Linked DNA regions of Homo sapiens: all the other regions are linked to region 6. The links are chromatin contacts, found by Hi-C or POLR2A ChIA-PET in ENCODE. All regions are on one chromosome and are shown on one strand. Each heading gives the region's core, a stretch centred on a gene start or an enhancer-like site at or near the end of the contact. The rest is flanking DNA. Distances are from core to core; before and after follow the strand shown.

The links. A loop is a pair of places that touch in the nucleus more often than their neighbours do. ChIA-PET counts read pairs that join two places held with the same protein, here RNA polymerase II (POLR2A). Pooled maps may share reads with other maps.
Region 1: a loop to region 6 is called in a map of B cell, with 6 times the contacts of the local background. The contact joins the promoter of THG1L here to the promoter of RNF145 in region 6. A Hi-C loop is called at or near these places in 2 of 168 maps with a recorded cell type or tissue (B cell and naive thymus-derived CD4-positive, alpha-beta T cell) and 9 of 50 pooled maps. POLR2A ChIA-PET finds 5 or more read pairs at or near these places in 2 of 52 experiments (H1 and OCI-LY7).
Region 2: a loop to region 6 is called in a map of OCI-LY7, with 8 times the contacts of the local background. The contact joins the promoter of MIR3142HG here to the promoter of RNF145 in region 6. A Hi-C loop is called at or near these places in 2 of 168 maps with a recorded cell type or tissue (GM12878 and OCI-LY7), 3 of 37 single-sample maps with no recorded cell type and 13 of 50 pooled maps. POLR2A ChIA-PET finds 5 or more read pairs at or near these places in 1 of 52 experiments (BJ).
Region 3: a loop to region 6 is called in a map of OCI-LY7, with 4 times the contacts of the local background. The contact joins the enhancer-like site here to the promoter of RNF145 in region 6. A Hi-C loop is called at or near these places in 1 of 168 maps with a recorded cell type or tissue (OCI-LY7), 2 of 37 single-sample maps with no recorded cell type and 8 of 50 pooled maps.
Region 4: a map of mucosa of descending colon shows a loop between it and region 6 (5-fold over the local background). The contact joins the enhancer-like site here to the promoter of RNF145 in region 6. A Hi-C loop is called at or near these places in 1 of 168 maps with a recorded cell type or tissue (mucosa of descending colon).
Region 5: a pooled map shows a loop between it and region 6 (4-fold over the local background). The contact joins the enhancer-like site here to the promoter of RNF145 in region 6. A Hi-C loop is called at or near these places in 5 of 50 pooled maps. POLR2A ChIA-PET finds 5 or more read pairs at or near these places in 2 of 52 experiments (activated B cell and activated T-cell).

The regions. Positions count from the first base shown.
Region 1 is chr5:157,729,993-157,732,692 of GRCh38, reverse strand. THG1L (tRNA-histidine guanylyltransferase 1 like) reads right to left here and starts at 1,273. Exons shown (of 6, transcript NM_017872.5): 1 at 1,062-1,273. The coding sequence starts at 1,252. RefSeq lists enhancers at 997-1,356, 2,673-2,700.
Region 2 is chr5:160,466,950-160,469,649 of GRCh38, reverse strand. It overlaps MIR3142HG (MIR3142 host gene), which reads right to left and starts at 1,399. Exons shown (of 2, transcript NR_132748.1): 1 at 1,210-1,399. RefSeq lists enhancers at 1,295-1,454, 1,485-1,714, 1,182-1,818, 1,819-2,455.
Region 3 is chr5:157,595,366-157,598,065 of GRCh38, reverse strand. No RefSeq gene overlaps it. Among named protein-coding and RNA genes, the nearest start is that of ADAM19, 21 kb to the right of the region's middle. Within about 2 kb of position 1,450, at least 5 of the 41 ENCODE cell types and tissues checked have a DNase peak (open chromatin) inside an H3K27ac peak, as active enhancers do; they include OCI-LY7, where a contact is called at or near this core.
Region 4 is chr5:158,173,652-158,176,351 of GRCh38, reverse strand. No RefSeq gene overlaps it. Among named protein-coding and RNA genes, the nearest start is that of LINC02227, 230 kb to the left of the region's middle. Within about 2 kb of position 1,256, at least 6 of the 41 ENCODE cell types and tissues checked have a DNase peak (open chromatin) inside an H3K27ac peak, as active enhancers do.
Region 5 is chr5:157,540,537-157,543,236 of GRCh38, reverse strand. The region is part of intron 3 of ADAM19 (ADAM metallopeptidase domain 19); the gene reads left to right. Among named protein-coding and RNA genes, the nearest start is that of ADAM19, 34 kb to the left of the region's middle. RefSeq lists enhancers at 1,361-1,470, 1,631-1,690, 2,101-2,200, 2,341-2,460. Within about 2 kb of position 1,381, at least 25 of the 41 ENCODE cell types and tissues checked have a DNase peak (open chromatin) inside an H3K27ac peak, as active enhancers do.
Region 6 is chr5:159,208,183-159,210,884 of GRCh38, reverse strand. RNF145 (ring finger protein 145) reads left to right here and starts at 1,332. Exons shown (of 11, transcript NM_001199383.2): 1 at 1,332-1,654. It overlaps LOC107986468 (a long non-coding RNA gene), which reads right to left. Exons shown (of 2, transcript XR_001742943.2): 1 at 2,205-2,702; 2 at 733-1,026. RefSeq lists enhancers at 860-959, 2,547-2,666, 2,566-2,702 and silencers at 1,130-1,419, 1,460-1,649.

The DNA.
Region 1 (2,700 bases), core at 24-2,523, 1.5 Mb after region 6:
CTGAAATTGAGAAAGCCAGACAGAAATGCTAAGCCTCAACTCTCCTTTCTGTGAAATGGGAATAAAAGAATATTTACCTCATTGGGTTGTCCTGAAGATTAGGGAGAAGATAAAAGTAATCATACCTAGCTCCTAGTAAGTGCTCAATAAATGTTAGTTATAATAATCATTAACAATGCAGCCCTCTTCAAAGATTAAATTCCCATCTTTCTGTTATATTTCTTTCTCCCCCTCCCTCTTTTTCTGAGACAGGGTCTTGCTCTGTCACCCAAGCTGGAGTGCAGTGTCCAATCACCGCTCACTGCAGCCTTGACCTCCCAGGCTCAAGCGATCCTTCCACCTCAGCCTTCCCAGTAGCTGGAACTACATGTGTGCACCACTGCGCCGGGCAAATTAAATTTTTTCTTTTTCTTTCTTTCTCTCTTCCTTCTTTCTCTCTCTCTCTCTCTTTTTTTTTTTTTTTTTTTTTTTTTTTTTGTAGTGGCGGAGTTTCACAAACAACAACCACAGAAAAAACAAAACAAAAACAAAAACTTGGTCTCCAACTCCTGGCCTTAAGTGATCCTCCTGCCTCCCGCGCCCAGCCTTCTCTTTTTTTCTGACTCTCTGTTGAATCTAGTCCATGTGGCCTGTTACTGATAATGAAGCACAGACGTTAAGTATTGCCCACAAGCAAGGCTTACACAGACTTCTGAACAGTCAGCATTCAAAGATATCTAACAGAATAGCTAGGCAATTGGCTTAAGAGCTTAAATATTGTGCATGAGAGTGACTTTTAACAACAGGTCCTTGCTAACAAGTCTCTGTTCACTTAACACGGGCACTCCAAGCCAGATCCTCATCACGGGAGCACATCGCCCATTCAATTACGCTAACAGCCAGCGTTCAGGCACTGTCCTAGCCAACACGCAGGGCGGGGCAATGCTCCATGCTGCGCACTCATTGGCTACCGCGTTACCCTGGTAACCGTGACTGGAGCGGGCGGGAGGACTTGCAAGGGAAGAAGCTGGATTCCCCGGAAGCGCTGGCGCATCGCGACGCCCCGAGTCGAGCTCGCTCACCGATGGAAATTCCGGCCGTCCAGCCGCACTACCACCCAGCAGTGTGCCAGGCAGGTGTCGTCAGCCTCGAAGTCCCTCACGTACTCGAACTTGCTTTTTGCCATGGTCGCCCCCAATCTCAGGTACCGTCTCAGAGTGATGGAAATGGTGGCCAAGGAATCGTGAACCTTAACTTTACAGGCGCCCCACATTCTACACGCGGAAAGGAAAGGGCCAGATAGCCCCGCCCCGGAAGTGTTCTCTTCGCGGCTACTCTAGCCGTAGGGCAGTCATAGTCTCTCTCGCCTCTCCCTGTAGTTCTTAACCTCCCAGGCAAAGAGGATGGAGGTTTAGGTTCCTCCGTTAGCACCTTCCACGCTTGCTTCTTCCTCCTCCCGTCCTGCGGCAAATCAGTCTCACGAGGTTTTTAAAAATTATTTTTTATCTGCTGGTCTTGACTTACTGGCAAAAGCAATCAGTGTCCCCGTTAGTGCCCAGATCAAAATCATACCCCAACCTAAAAAAAAAAAAAAAAAAAAAAATTCTTTTTCTGGTGTTTGAAGGTGTAGCTGTGATGTTTCCCCTTTTCTTAGTGGCATTTATTAACTTGTAGAAAATCTGGAATACACCAAAACTATAGTTAAGAAAATTAACACTTTGTTTCTCCGTCTTTCCCATCAAAGCATTGTGGATGGTTCCTTTCAGTCTTTTTTCTTTTTGTGTATGTAGGTTTACACAGGGAATGCACAAGATTGGAATTATTCGCCTATACAATGTTTATATATTTTTCCACTCAGCTTGAGCATTTGCCAGTATCATCAATTATTCCAAAGTGTGATTTTTAAAAGAAAAATGGACTCAATATTCCAACATATGGGTATACTAAATTGATTTATTCAACTTTTTCACCATTAAATAATCACAGAACCAGTGTTTGATATCTTGTTGCTGGTGGATAATAGTAAAAATAAAATCCTAATATTTGTGTCATACTTTGTGATTTACAAAGCTCTTTCAAATTCATTACCTACTTACTTACTTTTTTTTTTTTTCCATCCTCAAGAAAGATATTCAGGCCAGGCACGGTGGCTGACGCCTGTAATCCCAGCACTTTGGGAGGCAGAGGCAGGAGGATTGCTTGAGTTCAGGAGATTCATACCAGCCTTGGCAACGTAGCAAGACCCCTGTTCCTACAAAAAAGAAAAAAAATTATCCAGGCTTAGTAGCCCATGCCCGTAGTCCTAGCTATGGGAGGATGAGGTGGGAAGATACTTGAGGCCAGGAGTTCGAGACTGCAGTGACCCATCATTAGCCACTGCACTCCAGCCTTGGTGACAGAGCAAGAATCTGTCTCTAAAGAAAAAGAAAAATATTCAAACAATATAAATCCTTTTATATGTAGCAAAAAGTCTCTCACTGACTCCTAACAACATACTTTAGGCAGTTACTGTTACCAGTTTTTTGTGTATCCATACAGGGATCTATATCAGTATGTGTGTATATCCTCATAATAGTACCACAAATGGTAGTCATCACTCCTTTGATGCTCAGAGTAACATCAGAGGGATGCAAAAGAGGAACTGGGATTTCACCTTTACAAAGGGGAAATCTGAGACTCAAAGAGAAAAAAATAATTTACATAAGGTCACATATGTGGCAG
Region 2 (2,700 bases), core at 150-2,649, 1.3 Mb before region 6:
TTCTTGTATGGCTGCTTATCTGTTCCAAGGAGTACCATGCATAAGGACAGCAGTATGATTTTAAAAACAACAAATAAAGAGAAGCCAGTTCTGTCCAAAAACCCATTGTTAATAACGGGGATAAAGTGTCAGTAAAGCGCTACACTCAGAAGGGTTTGGGGCAAAATCAAAGCAGAACCAGGGCACACAAATAAAATAAAGGACACTGCACTTTGGGAGGCCGAAGCGGGCGGATCACCTGAGGTCAGGAGTTCAAGACCAGCCTGGCCAACGTGGCGAAACCCTGTCTCTACTAAAAATACAAAAATTAGCCAGGCATTGTGGCGCGCATCTGTAATCCCAGCTACTCTCGAGGCTGAGGCACAAGAATTGCTTGGACCCAGGAGGCGGAGGTTGCAGTGAGCCGAGATCTTACCACTGCCCTCCAGCCCGGGCGACAGGCCGGGAGCAAGACTCCATCTCAAAAAGAAAAAGAAAAAAAAGAAAGAAAGGACACTGAATGTGAAGGTCTCAAATGACAAGAAAATACCGTAATACAATAATTAAACCCATTGAGGCATCAAGAAAGAAAAGTGACACTGTTTGCCAATTAGTATACAAGTCAGGTTCAGTATGTAAAAGATTCTTTTTAAAAAAATAGAAAATTTAAAAAAAATTCTTACTATCCAAAGACAAGATTGAAATTGAGAATAGGAACACAATAAACAAAAAGTAATAGCCATAGTCTTCCAACCCTGAAACCTCCTAAGAGCACCATATTTACTGTCCAATATTTTCATGCTATTGTCACTGCAAGAAAGTTTATGACTTGCTAAATAGAGACCACAGTCTACAACTCCAGGTTTAAAGCATATTATTTTATCATCCATAGAGATTCTAAACCACTTCCTGACCCCACTCTATCCCCCCCCACCCTGAAAATAACAAAAGGTTAAAAATATGTCCCTTTTGAAAATGGAGCCACATCTTTACTAAAGCACTGGAAATATCTCCAAGTCACTGACATTTTTATATTTCTAGACCATGACAAAAGTCTCACCTACTTGATTCTAATGTCATTTCAATATGCCTTAAACATCTTGATTATATCTTTAATGTGCCATTTACTCTGCAATAATCCACTGTACAAAAGCCTGCTGCCTCTCAAACAGAAGATAAGTACATAATAAATCAGCTTGCAATGATTATTTTTTCCCAGCTCATACTCACAGCGAGCTCCTAAAATTTCATTTTATTTTATCATTTCCAATTCAGCCGCTGTTCTCCCCCTCCTCGTTGTGCTACTGTCTCCTGTCCATCCTGTCCACCCTTTGGCATGCCTTCCGGCCCAGGGTTTACCACTCCAATCGGCCCTGCTGGTGCCATCCAGGAAAGGAAGAGCGGTCAAGCGTCTTGGAGAAAGAGCATCTTTCTGGAGAGACTCTTATTTGCTGGGGTAGAGGAAGGCAGCTAAGGCCTATTTGCATATGCTTTTATTCCATTTCCACACCCTGCACGCTAACCCTCTCTGGAAAGTCCCTTCTAGATCCCTCCTCGGCACAGCGAGGGAGGAAGAGGCTGGGCCGGAATGGAAGGTTCCAGCCTGGCAGTGTCAGCTTCTCTCCGCGGAGCTGAGGGGGAAGCCTCCACCTTCCCCATCATGCGTGCAGGGTCTGGACCCCCGGGTCGGGGACCCTCTTGCAGCACGTGTCAGGAGCAGCCTGGTGCTTTGGCCTGCGCGCTCTAGAGCGTTCTGTGCAGGATGCGCCTGCTCCCCTGCAGCCTCCCCCGAGGAAGTTCTGGTCAGGCGCTGGGTCCCCAGGCTTCCTGTCTGTACTCTCCGCAGCCCCGCGGGGAAATCCCGAGAGCTTTATCGGCTGCCCAATGAGCCTGTTGGCTTTTCAAGTGCGCGCAGGCTGAGTTTCAGCCAAAACCTCAATTTAAACGTTAACCAAAAATAAATAAATAACATGTGTGCAGGCATTTAAAAAGAGAGACTGCCTTTGGGGAGAAGATCAGGCAGAAAGCTCCCTTGTTTCATTGCTGCAGATACACGAGGCCTGGATTTGCTCACCCTTTGAACAAAGGGATTCTTTGAACTGTAAACTGACCTGGCAGGCGGAACACTGAGAAATCTTCCTGAGCACCTTTCTCTGGAAATGTGAACATTCAAGGCAGTCTTGTGTGTCAGCTAAAGAGAACAGTCATAGCTAAATTTTAATGGGCACCTACTAGGCACCAGGCACTCTGCTAAATGTATCACGTGCATCATCTTCCCTAATCCCACAGCAATCATCCATAGCAGGTAGCCCGAATTATTATCTCCATTTTGTGATCCCCTTTTACTCATAAGGGAATTTTATCTTTGGTGAGGTTAGGGGGACTTGCCTAAGGTCACACAATTAGTAAGTGTTTCCATGGGTGCCCTTAGCTGCTCCTTTTCCCAAACTGGAAAGAACGTACAAGGCCTTTGGAATGTGCAACTGCAAATTCAAATTCCCAGTCGAGAAAATATAGCTTCCTTTCCTTGGTCACGTGCTCATGGACCGAAAAAGACCAGCTCAAAGGATTTTGCTTCCAGGCAGATGTAGTCACTTTCCTGACCTCCCCTGAAGGTTTTTGTTGCTTATCTTGCTGAGCTCCCAAAAGGTTTGTTTGAACGTCTACTATAGATAACGTTTTTAAAAGCAAATATTTATTGAGCAATTGTTATACACCAGA
Region 3 (2,700 bases), core at 201-2,700, 1.6 Mb after region 6:
TTTTTTTTTGAGACGGAGTCTTGCTCTGTCACCCAGGCCGGAGGGCAGTGACACGATCTCGGCTCACTGCAACCTCCGCCTCCTGGGTTCAAGTAATTTTCCTGTCTCAGCCTCCTGAGTAGCTGGGATTACAGGTATGCACCACCACATCCGGCTAATTTTTGTATTTTTAGTACAGATGGGGTTTCGGCATGTTGGCCAGGCTGGTCTCTAACTCCTGACCTCAGGTGATCCGCCTGCCTCGGCCTCCCAAAATGCTGGGATTACAGGCGTGAGCCACCGTACCCGGTCTATGTGCACTCTTTTAGTATGTTTGTGGCACTTCAATTAGAGTTAAAAAAATAAATAACGCTTCAATGAACATCCTGATAGCTATGTTTTTGCAGAAATTCCTGTTATTTTCTTTTGACTGAATTTCTAGAAGTGGAATTGCTGAATAACATGGTTCAAACATTTGTATAGCTTTCAATGTCTCTTATCAACTCTCCAGGGGCTGCTTTTATCTCCTTGTACTTAGCACTTGACACCGTCTAACAGATGTTTGTTGAATGGGTGAATGAATGAAGGCCTTCTTTCAGGTCCTGGAATGAATAGAGGCCTTTCAAGCCTGAGAATGGTGGCTGTCTCTGCCACCTGAAACTTTCTTCCCTCTGTTCTTCATACCAACCACAAACTCTCAGCTCAAAAAACAACTCAAGAGAGCCTTACCCCACCATGCTGTCTAAAGTAGTCCTCCTTTCTCATTCTCTCTTTTAGCATCAATTGTTTACAAATATCAATGTGTAATTATTATATTTTATGTATATGTGTATTTGCTCACTTGCTTACTGTCATCTTTCCCACTAGATGCTAAGTACCGTGAAGATAGGAATGACATGTGTCTTTGTCCACTCTTATAATCCCAGCAGCTAGCACAGTGCCTAGAATGGAGGAGGCCTTTGCATGATTGAGATATTTTCAGTCACAAGTGACAGACCTCTAACTCAGACTAGCTTGAGCAAAAAAGAAAATTATTGGCTCATGTAGTTGAAAAGTTGAGGCGGCTGACTTCAGGCATGGCTAAATCCACAGGTTCAAATAATAATACTAGGACCTTGTCTCTCTCTTTCTCCATACCTCTTACCACTGTTTGACTTCATTTTTTAGACAGGTTCTTTCCTGACATGGCAGCAAGAAGACAACTCATAGCTCCAAACTTATATTGCTTACCATCTCAGACGAGAAGAAAGCAAATTTTTGATAGAGCTGTCAAGAGTCTTGGGGAAGATGCCCATTGGTCCAGCTTAGGGCCATATACCCATCACTGAGCCAAGCACAGTGGGTTTAATGATGCAGTTCTACACCCAGGCGTTGTGTTCTTGACTATTCCTGAGCAGTGGTTGGGGAGGAGAGGAAGATCCACCCACTCAGACCACAAGAGCAGATGTGAGCAAGGGCTGACTTATTTGCCTAATTCTCACTTCAACTTACCACTCAACCAGCTGCAGGAACTCGACTTTCTGAGTGTGTGCAGCCATTAACCTAAAACTAGGCAGTCGAGACCTACAGGTCTTCGAGCTGTTCTCTGGCTAAGTGGAGCCAGCTGAAATTAAGTGCTTTATTGATTGCCATTTTAAACAATAATTTCAACTTTCATTTTAGATTCAGGGGTACATGTGCAGGTTTGTTACATGGGTATATTGCATGATGCTGAGGTTTGGGATGTGAATGATCCCATTACCCGGGTAGTAAGCATGGTATCCAATAGCTTTTTTTTCAACCCTTGCCCCACCGCTTCCCCCTCTAGTAGTCCCCGTTGTCTATTGTTTCCATATTTATGTCCATATGCACTCAATGTTTAGCTCCCACTTATTTATGAGAACATGCAGTATTTGGTTTTCTGTTCCTGTGTTAATTTGCTTAGGATAATGGCCTCCAGCTGCATCCATGTTGCTGCAAAGAACATTATTTCATTCTTTTTTATAGCTGCATAGTATTTCATGGTGTATATGGACCACATTATCTTTATCCAATTTACCACTGGTGGGCACCTAGGTTAGTTGATTCCATGTCTTTGCTATTGTGAATAGCACCGCAATGAACATGTGAGTGTATGTGTCTTTTTGGTAGAATGATTTATTTTCTTTTGGATATATACCCAGTAATGGAATTGCTGGGTTGATGGTAGTTCTATTTAAGTCCTTTGAGAAATCTCCAAACTGCTTTCCACGGTGGCTGAGCTAATTTACATTCCCACCAGCAATGTATAAGCATTCCGTTTTCTCCACAGCCTTGCCAGCATCTGTTGTTTTCTGACTTTTTAATAATAGCCATTCTGACTAGAGTGTGGTATCTCATCGTAGTTTTGATTTGCATTTCTCTGATGATTAGGGATGTTGAGCTGATTGCCATTTTCAATTGGGTAGTATATTGCTGGGTTTTTCCTGAATGCTTTTGCCTCTGCAGTTTATTTAGGGGTTTAGGTGGAGATCTGTCCTTTGTAACAAACATAGGGGTGGAGTTCATATATAAGATTTTTTCCTTTCACAATCCTTATTCTAAATGGGTCTGTTTATACAAGTTTCTTGATCTGTTTAAAGATCACACCCCCACTCTTCCCGTTTTATCCACATCCTTCTCCTGCTTCAACCAGATCAACCCAAAGTTGACTGAGCTAAGTGAAAAACAGGAATTTTCATATTGGTATGCAGGGGTATATCA
Region 4 (2,700 bases), core at 7-2,506, 1.0 Mb after region 6:
CAGGCCAAAACACACACATTCCAGTTTTTACGACTATAAGGTAAGCATTCTTTTAATGGCTCTTTCCCTGTTCCTTCACTCTCATTTGTGTTGTTTTCCTGGTTCCCTCTCCTGGATTTTTTCCTTTCTTAGCTCAGCTCTGCTCTCTGCCTCCCTTGTTTCCAGAGCCTCCTGCCTCAAAGCTTCCTTGTCTCTATCTCCTGCCTGGCTTTTCTGCAGCTTCCTTACTGTAGTAGTCTTCTCCTCCTTTCTGGGTTTTGGTCAGCTTTTCCCTAATTACTAGACTTCCCTTCCTCCTGTCTTCCTGTTTGCTTAAGGAAGCCTCCCTCCCCTCCCTTCACTTGTGTCTTCTTCCCACTTCTGCCAGCCTGCCGGCCTCTCTGCTTCCCAGTGGCCTCTCCCCATTGCCCTTTTCTTCCTTTCTGGACACCTGGTCATCCTTGCCCCACTCTCCCTTCCCCACACCCTTCATCTTTCACCTCTGTTCTTTGTCCCTTGTCTCCTCTCTCTGCTCCTCCCTCCCCTCCCTCATGGGTCCCCTCCTGGTTTCCATCCCCCCATCACCCCTCCCCTTATCTTTGTTTTCCTTCTTTCTGGCTGCTGATAGAGTGGGAGTAGTTGCAGGCTGTGTCCCTGATTTCACATGCAGACCAGGAGCCAGCCTGTCAGTCTAACAATAAAATTGCACGGAAACGGAGGTCTCAGTGCCTACATGCAGTTTGCCCCTAAATGGAGCTGAGCTAGAAGGTTTCAGAGCAAAGCCACCAAGAGTCCCAGGCATCTGGTTCTACAGGCAGGATAGAGAAAGGACTTACTGTTTCTTTTTCCCACTGATCTGGTGTAAGTCAAGGCCAAAGACCAGGGCTGAGACGTGTCATTTGTAGGTTGCAGCCTTGGGGTGGGACCTCCATGACCATCCCTGCCTCCTGACAATAATACACAAAACACACACGTGCGCACACACACACACATGCTCATTTTCTTATTCACTTTCCTTCAGAGCAAAGGCCCTGTAACTTTTCAGATGAAGTATACAAAACTCCCACACTGCAAAATAAAAGCTATAAAGAGAACAAGAGCCACTACCACAGAAGGAGATGTTGCTGCTGGGGAAAGGGCTGCCTCCATCCCCTCTACTCCCGCCCATCAATTCTTTTCAACTTTAGTTGTTCCCTGTTTCCTTGACTGAGCCCCCATTCAAGCTGAGCTGGTGCCTTTCCTTAGAGGACAGCGCCATCTAGCAGGTGAAATGCCAGACCCTTAGCTGAGAGGCGAGAAGAAAAACTTTCCCAGCTGCAGGCTCCCTGGTTCCCAGCTTCTCTTTTTAAGTCTCAGCCAGTCAAACCCCAACAGGTCTGAAAAAATGTGATTTAACCCTTTAGCCTTGTTGAAGATTTAAGTGTCTTCCAATCACCCCTATTTCTCCAGTGCCTGATTTTGTTTCCATCTGTGGCCTTAGTTCCTAGAAAAAGCTAGAACGTTCTAGGTGAGCCAACAGTCTGCGTCTGATGCTTGGGACTTAAGGTGACTTTTTTTTTTTTTTTTTTTTTTTTTTGAGACGGAGTCTCGCTTTGTCGCCCAGGCTGGAGTGCAGTGGCACCATCTCGGCTCACCACAAGCTCCGCCTCCCAGGTTCACGCCATTCTCCTGCCTCAGCCTCCCAAGTAGCTGGGACTACAGGCACCCGCCACACACATGGCTAAGTTTTTTGTATTTTTTTAGTACAGATGGGGTTTCACCGTGTTAGCCAGGATGGTCTCGATCTCCTGACCTTGTGATCCGCCCGCCTCAGCCTCCCAAAGTGCTGGGATTACAGGCGTGAGCCACCGCGCCCAGCCTTCAGGTGATTTTTTCCAAAGCAAAACAAAATAGAATTTCCCAAAGCAGTCTAGAGGATGGCTTAGGCTCCATCTGGAGTTAAGTGGCAATCTTTCTTTCTCTTTCCTTTTTCTATCACGGTTTCGTCTTTCCTTCTGTAAAGACCCTATCTCCAAATATGCCCGCATTCTGAGATAGTGGGGGTTTATGACTTCAACATCAACTTCTGGAAGAACACAATTCAGCCCATAACAGATGGCAGATGGTTTTCTTTTCTCTTGCAAACTCTGATCAGTTGGTGGTGGCTGCTCAGACCCCTTGCCAAAGAGAGTGAGAAGGATTCTAAGATCAAATCCATATGGGGCAGAAAAGAGTGCTGTGAATGACTGTCAATGTCTGCTACAGGCATGGGAGTATGGAGGGGCAGCGGGATGGTCCCATGCTTGCCCTTGCTGGAGTAGGGCATGTGCACAACATAGACCCTGCCTCTCAGGAGCAGGGAACATCTATCAGCACTATATATCTCAACATACCAAAAACATCCCAAGGCCACACTTCTGAAAGAAGGCCCAGGGCCATTGTGTAGTCCTCTCAAGCCCTTCATTTTACAGATGAGGAAAACTGAGGTCCAGAGAGCTTGTGTCTTGCCTATGATCCCTCAGCTCCTTTGTGGCAATACCAAGACTAGACCCTAACTTCATATCTCCTGACCTATTTGCTTTTTCCCAAGATCTCCAGTTGCTCCTGGTAACATCAAATGAAGACAGAAATTCTTGTATTGCCCATGCGAGATTCCCCAAGTCCCTCATCCTACAGACCCAAGAAGGAAGCATGTGAAGAGAGCGAAGCTAAACGTTGAAGGTCCTGGTTGGAGTTGGTGGT
Region 5 (2,700 bases), core at 132-2,631, 1.7 Mb after region 6:
CTTCTCGAAGTTTTATTTATCTAATTAATGGGCTAACCAGCAAGATGATAAAACTGGTTTAAAATTGGATAAGGGAAACTAAGACGTATTTGTGTGGCGGTGTGTGTGTATTTAATAGTGAAAAAAGGAATGCTGAGATAAGATTGCTAAATTAGACACAAAACTAGTTAATATCCTAGGGGCTGTAAAATCATAACCTTTGGGGTTATCTTTTCTACTAGATGGAAATATTTGCATTTCTGTTGTATCTTATTAAGTTTTTACAAGTTAACATCTGATTTTACAGAGTGGAACAAGGGCTGTCCTAATTAATTGTAAATAGTACATCTTTCAAAGCCACACTCTTCCCATAAAGTCCAGAGAACCGTAGACAGGCCTCTGAGAGTCTAAGGCTTGGCTGTGCTCCCTTAGTGTTTTTTAATTTAATGTTTTGAGACAGAATCTGGCTCTGTCACTCAGGCTGGAGTGCAGTGGTGCAATGTCAGCTTACTGCAGCTTCCGCCTCCCGAGTTCAAGCGATTCTCCTGCCTCAGCCTCCTGAGTAGCTGGGATTACAGGTGCGCGCCACCACACCTGGCTATTTTTTTTTGTAGAGACGGGCTTTCGCCCTGTTGTCCAGGCTGGTCTGGAACTCCTGGCCTCGTGTGATCCACCTGCCTCGGCCTCCCAAAGTCCTGGGATTAGAGGCGTGAGCCATTGCACCCAGCCCTGGCTGTACGCTTGTGTGACATTGAGAGGAACCATAGTCATCTTTTGCTTCATTTCCAGGCTTTGGAAGGGCAGTTGCCTAGTGCAGCTGCTGCTTAAACCAAAGCATTCCGACTTTCCCTCTATGCTGGGTTAGCACCATCTTTAGACTTTTGGAAGGTGATTAGGAGGCTAGAAATAAAAAAAAGAATTAAAAATGTTAAAATTGCTCAAATGGAGTAGAATAATTCCCAGAACCCGAAAACATAAATCACCTGAAAAAAAAAAAACTATTAAAAATACAGATTTCTTAATCCTTCCCTAGAAAAGGGAGGGGATTGTGTATTTTTGAACAGTCTTTCCAGGTGTTGTGCAGTTGTTGGGCTAAGTCGCATGGTGAGAACATTATTACTAACATAGGCAGGATGAAGACCCTCCAGGTGAAATAAGAGAGACCAGAAAAGTGGACCTCCCAAGGCATCATCAGGGTATAAATGCCTGGAGACTCTTGGAAGAATTAGATAGAGAAAGGCCCAGAGAAAGGAGGTGTCAGCAAAACTTGCTACTGAGATGAGCAGAGTGATGCTCGCCTATGCTGAGCTCGTCTGCAGAGGGTGTTTTTCAAGGTAAATGGGAAATTGTTATCACTTTATCTTCACTGGTTTGCTTATCTGAAGCAGGAGGAAGAAGGTTTGAGCTCCCAGAAGATGTTTTGCAAATTCATTTTAGTGTCACTGCTCCTTCCTCTCTAGAGGGTGGTTTAGCCTAGAGAGGCATTTGAAATTTGTCTGACGATAAATAGAACTTAAAGGAATTGTCCTGAGTTTGAAGCTTCTGAGCCTTAGGAAAGACGGGTCTGAGCTGTTTTCAGGCTGCAGTGTACTTTCAGGGCCTGGCTGCTTGTACAGGTTCCAGTTCTTCTTCCCTAGAGAGTGACCTAATGTTTTATGTCCGGTATTTGGGGGTAGCTTATTTTCCTAGGTGGGAGTCTGAAGATGCAGGTTTTGCTCAGGGACTTTGGAATCTAAATGACCCAGATTTTGCTCAACTCTAGTGCTGGCTATTATTATGATGGTGCCGAGACATGGCAGAGTGTCCTACTGATTTCTGCCTGTCCGTGGGCTCCTGAGCACAGAGCAGACAGAGCAGGGGGCAGCAGGGTAGAACAGAAATTGCTTTTCTTTTAAAGCTAGAAAAAAGGAGTGGGCGGAATGGGAAATCTTGCACAGTCCTTTCTCTTCCTGGATGCACATCACTCACAAGTCGTTTCCTGAAAATCCTAATGCAATCCAATGGTGAGAGACGGCTTCCTGCCGGTCTGCTGAGCCAGCCCCTCGTCAGGGAGGAGATGAGAACAAGATGTGGTCAGAGAATGGGGCAGCTGGGCTGGGCCGGGCTGCTCAGTGACCATGTGCCCTCCTCTCTGTGGGACAGCAGCGTCCTTTGGTTCTGAGAGCAGCACCTGGACACATGGGCGTATGTGGACCTAGCTTGGGGGAGCTGCAGAGTTGTTCAAACAGATGGCTGGCCCTAACCCTAGAGTTTCTGTCTGATTCATGAGTCTGGGTGGAGCCTGGCAATTTGCATTTTTAACTAGTTTCTAGATGATGCTGATATTGCTGCTTCAGAAAGGGTGATTAGGTGGAAAATGAAAGCGGATTGTTTTATGTAGATTCAGAGGCCAGAATGAAGGCCTGTGGGTGCCAGTGACAGAGGTGTAGTTTTTAATCCGGAGTAAAACATTAAACTACTGTATGTGGTCAGAAATGGAGTGGGTAGTCTCAGGAGTAGCCTCTCCCTGGAGGTGTCCAGTGGTGAATAGCCATTTGGCAGATTCCTACACGAGATAAAAGGTTCATTCATTCGTTTGCGAGTTTATTCACTCATTCACAGAATGCACATGTACTGCCTGCTTGCTAGGTGCTGGGGGCCGGGGAGAAGACTTCAAAGACACAAGGTCCCTGTTTTTGGGGAGCTCACAGTGTAATTGGGGTTTGACTACATGATTTCTAG
Region 6 (2,702 bases), core at 83-2,582:
CTTGATTCCTACAGAGCTATCAAACTAATGGAAGGCAAGTTACTCAGAGTTTGGTTGACTGATACCTCCAGGGATTGCATTTTCTAAATACAGAGCTTGCTTTCACAATTTCAGCAGGATACAAGAGTGTTCAGAATTGGGGGTTTACCATTCAAAGGGCAGAGGCCAGAGACTTGAATTTACAAGGAGGGTCCTCAACACAGACATCGAGATTACAGTACATTAATTTCTCTTGCACATGAAGAAGTTGAGGCTTCACAATTTCAGCATGACCCAGTATAGTTGCAACATCTTACCCATCACTGGGTGTGTATCTTCTGTGTACACTGGCCCTTTCAACATCTAAGGCCAGGCTAGGTGCTCATAGCAACTGGCTCCCCAGGAACTAACGAAAGAGAAAGCAAGAAACAGTGGAGGGGTTTTGGTGATGGTGGAAGGCAGGGGAGATAGAAGTGGGGGTTGCAGAAGGTCGTGGTGAGGCAGAGTGGCAGACAAATGGGGAATGAGAAGTCTTGCCAAGCCCAGAAGACTATCGTTGTGTAAACACACAATATGCTTCAGGCTATGTATTCTGGGCAACAGTTCCTGCCCTAAAAGGTGTGGACATTTAAATTAGGGTAGGATTGCGCATTCTGTGATAGAGACTGGCACAGAGACAAAGTGGAACTCCTCTACGTTGGGGAGGGGAAAACATACATTAGCCTGTTTTGAACCTTAGACCAAGACAAGACAAACACACAAACACCATTTAATTTCATACTGCAATAAAATTCTTTGTACCAAACCATGGGATCAAAATTGTTACAGATACTCAGTGAACAGTTCCAATGCATTCATTCATCCAGTCACTTACTCCACAGGGGTTTGAGTGCCTGCACTTGGTGCTGGGCACGGCTGAGCCATCCCAGACGCCAAGGAGTTTACAGTCTAGTCCAGTCAGTGACGAGGTTAAAACGAATTCTCGCATCATTGCTACTGCGAATGCACCGGGACAGGATCAGCCCTTCAAATTCTCCCACGTGGTCCCTGCAGGTGAGTGTGGGTGTGAGCGCTTGCGGCCCGTGGTGTTTGGGAGTGAGAGAGCACGTGTGTCAGAATGGCGCCTGTCACAGTGCGCGTCCAGGTGTCTCTGCAGTACGCCTCTCCATAGCCACCCGAGCCGGGCTGTATGGGCTTGGCTAGGCTTATGTCTCCCGCCCACGCACCGGAGGCGGTGCGGAAAGCACTCCGCGGGCGCGATTGTGAGTGAGCGCGGGCGCGCGCGGGAGGGGCGCGCCGCGCTGGCTGGGCCGCGCGCAGGCGCAGAGTGCGGAAGTCGGGCCGCGGCCGCCGCAGAGCGCCGGGGGCGGGAGGAGCAAACGCAGGAGGCCATGGCCGCCGACGCCGGCGCCGGCTGCTAAGGGGCTCGGCCCGCGAGCGCCTGCTGCCGCGGACGATGGTGACCGTACGGGCCGGGCCGCTGCCGCTGCCGCTGCCTCCGCCTCCCCAGAAGCAACATCCGAGGCTCGGCGCAGAAGAGCCGCCGCTGTGAGCCGTGCCGTACCGGCCCCCGCCGCCGCCCGAGGAGAACGGGAGGGCGGGCGAGAGAGCCGGGGAGTTGCGGAGCCCGCCCGCCGGCAGCGCCGCTCCCCAGGGAGGGAGTCCGCAGCCTGAGGTGACCACGCCGCCCGCCCGGCCCCTTCCCATCCCCGCGCCCCCCGGCCGCTTCCCACGGCCTCCCTCCCCTCCCCCATCGCGTCGCAGGCTCCTTCCTCTTCTCCCTGTTCGCCCCTTTCCTTTTATCTCGCTTCACCTCCCTCTTCTCCCTAGCATTGGAGGAGTCCACATCCCCTCTTCAGCCGCAGCACCCCTCCCTCCCATCCTCTAGCTCTTCCCGCGGTGGTCGCCTCCCTCCGACCCTGCTCTCCCCTCCTGGGCCCCGCGCAAAGCCCCCTCTGTTCCAGCTCCCGGGCCTCGGCTGCCTCCCCGCCCTCCCATCCCTTCCTCTTCCCAGGGCCTGGAGCGCTCCCTTACATTCCTGAGATGCCCTTCCTCGGGGCTGTCCCCCTTTGCCTCCCCAGCATCCCATTTCTAGGCCTTTTTCAAGACCCTTCCAGAGCGGCCCCTTTCCAGCTCCCTTTCTCGTTTCCATTTCCAACTTTGCCTCTTTTGCCTCTTTGTTCACTTTGCTTCCAAGCTCCCCTCCCTCTTTCCCTTCGTCTTACCCTGCTTTGATCTACGCAGCCCCAAACTCAAGCTCCCCGCTTTCAGGTGGTGCGAGGTTGTTTGGGGGTGCGGAAGGGCCTGCCAGTCCATTTTTCGAGGGGGGCCCATTGCTCTGCATCCCGTCCGTCAGTCCCTTTTATAGTAAGAGGGCTCCTCATCCCTTCCTTTTTGTCCCCGTGGTTTCCTCTGTCTTGCCATCCCTTCTGTCTTCTCCCTCCAATACTGCTTTCCCCACCCAAGGACCCTCAGACCCGTGAACCCCCTTTCTGGAATGAGTTCCCTTTCTGTTCGGGGATGCTGAACTTCGCCCGCGTTTTTCTTCGCGAGCCTTTTGGTACGTGGCGTGGCGCGACAGAGTCAGCACCCTTGGCGAGATAGGAGGGGAGCTCTCGAGCCTCTTTCCTGGAAGAGTTTTTGCTGAACGTAATCTCTTAGCCCCGCGGCGGCGGCGGCCCGGTTGCTGCTGCTACTGCTGCTGCGCTGCCTGCTTGCCGCGA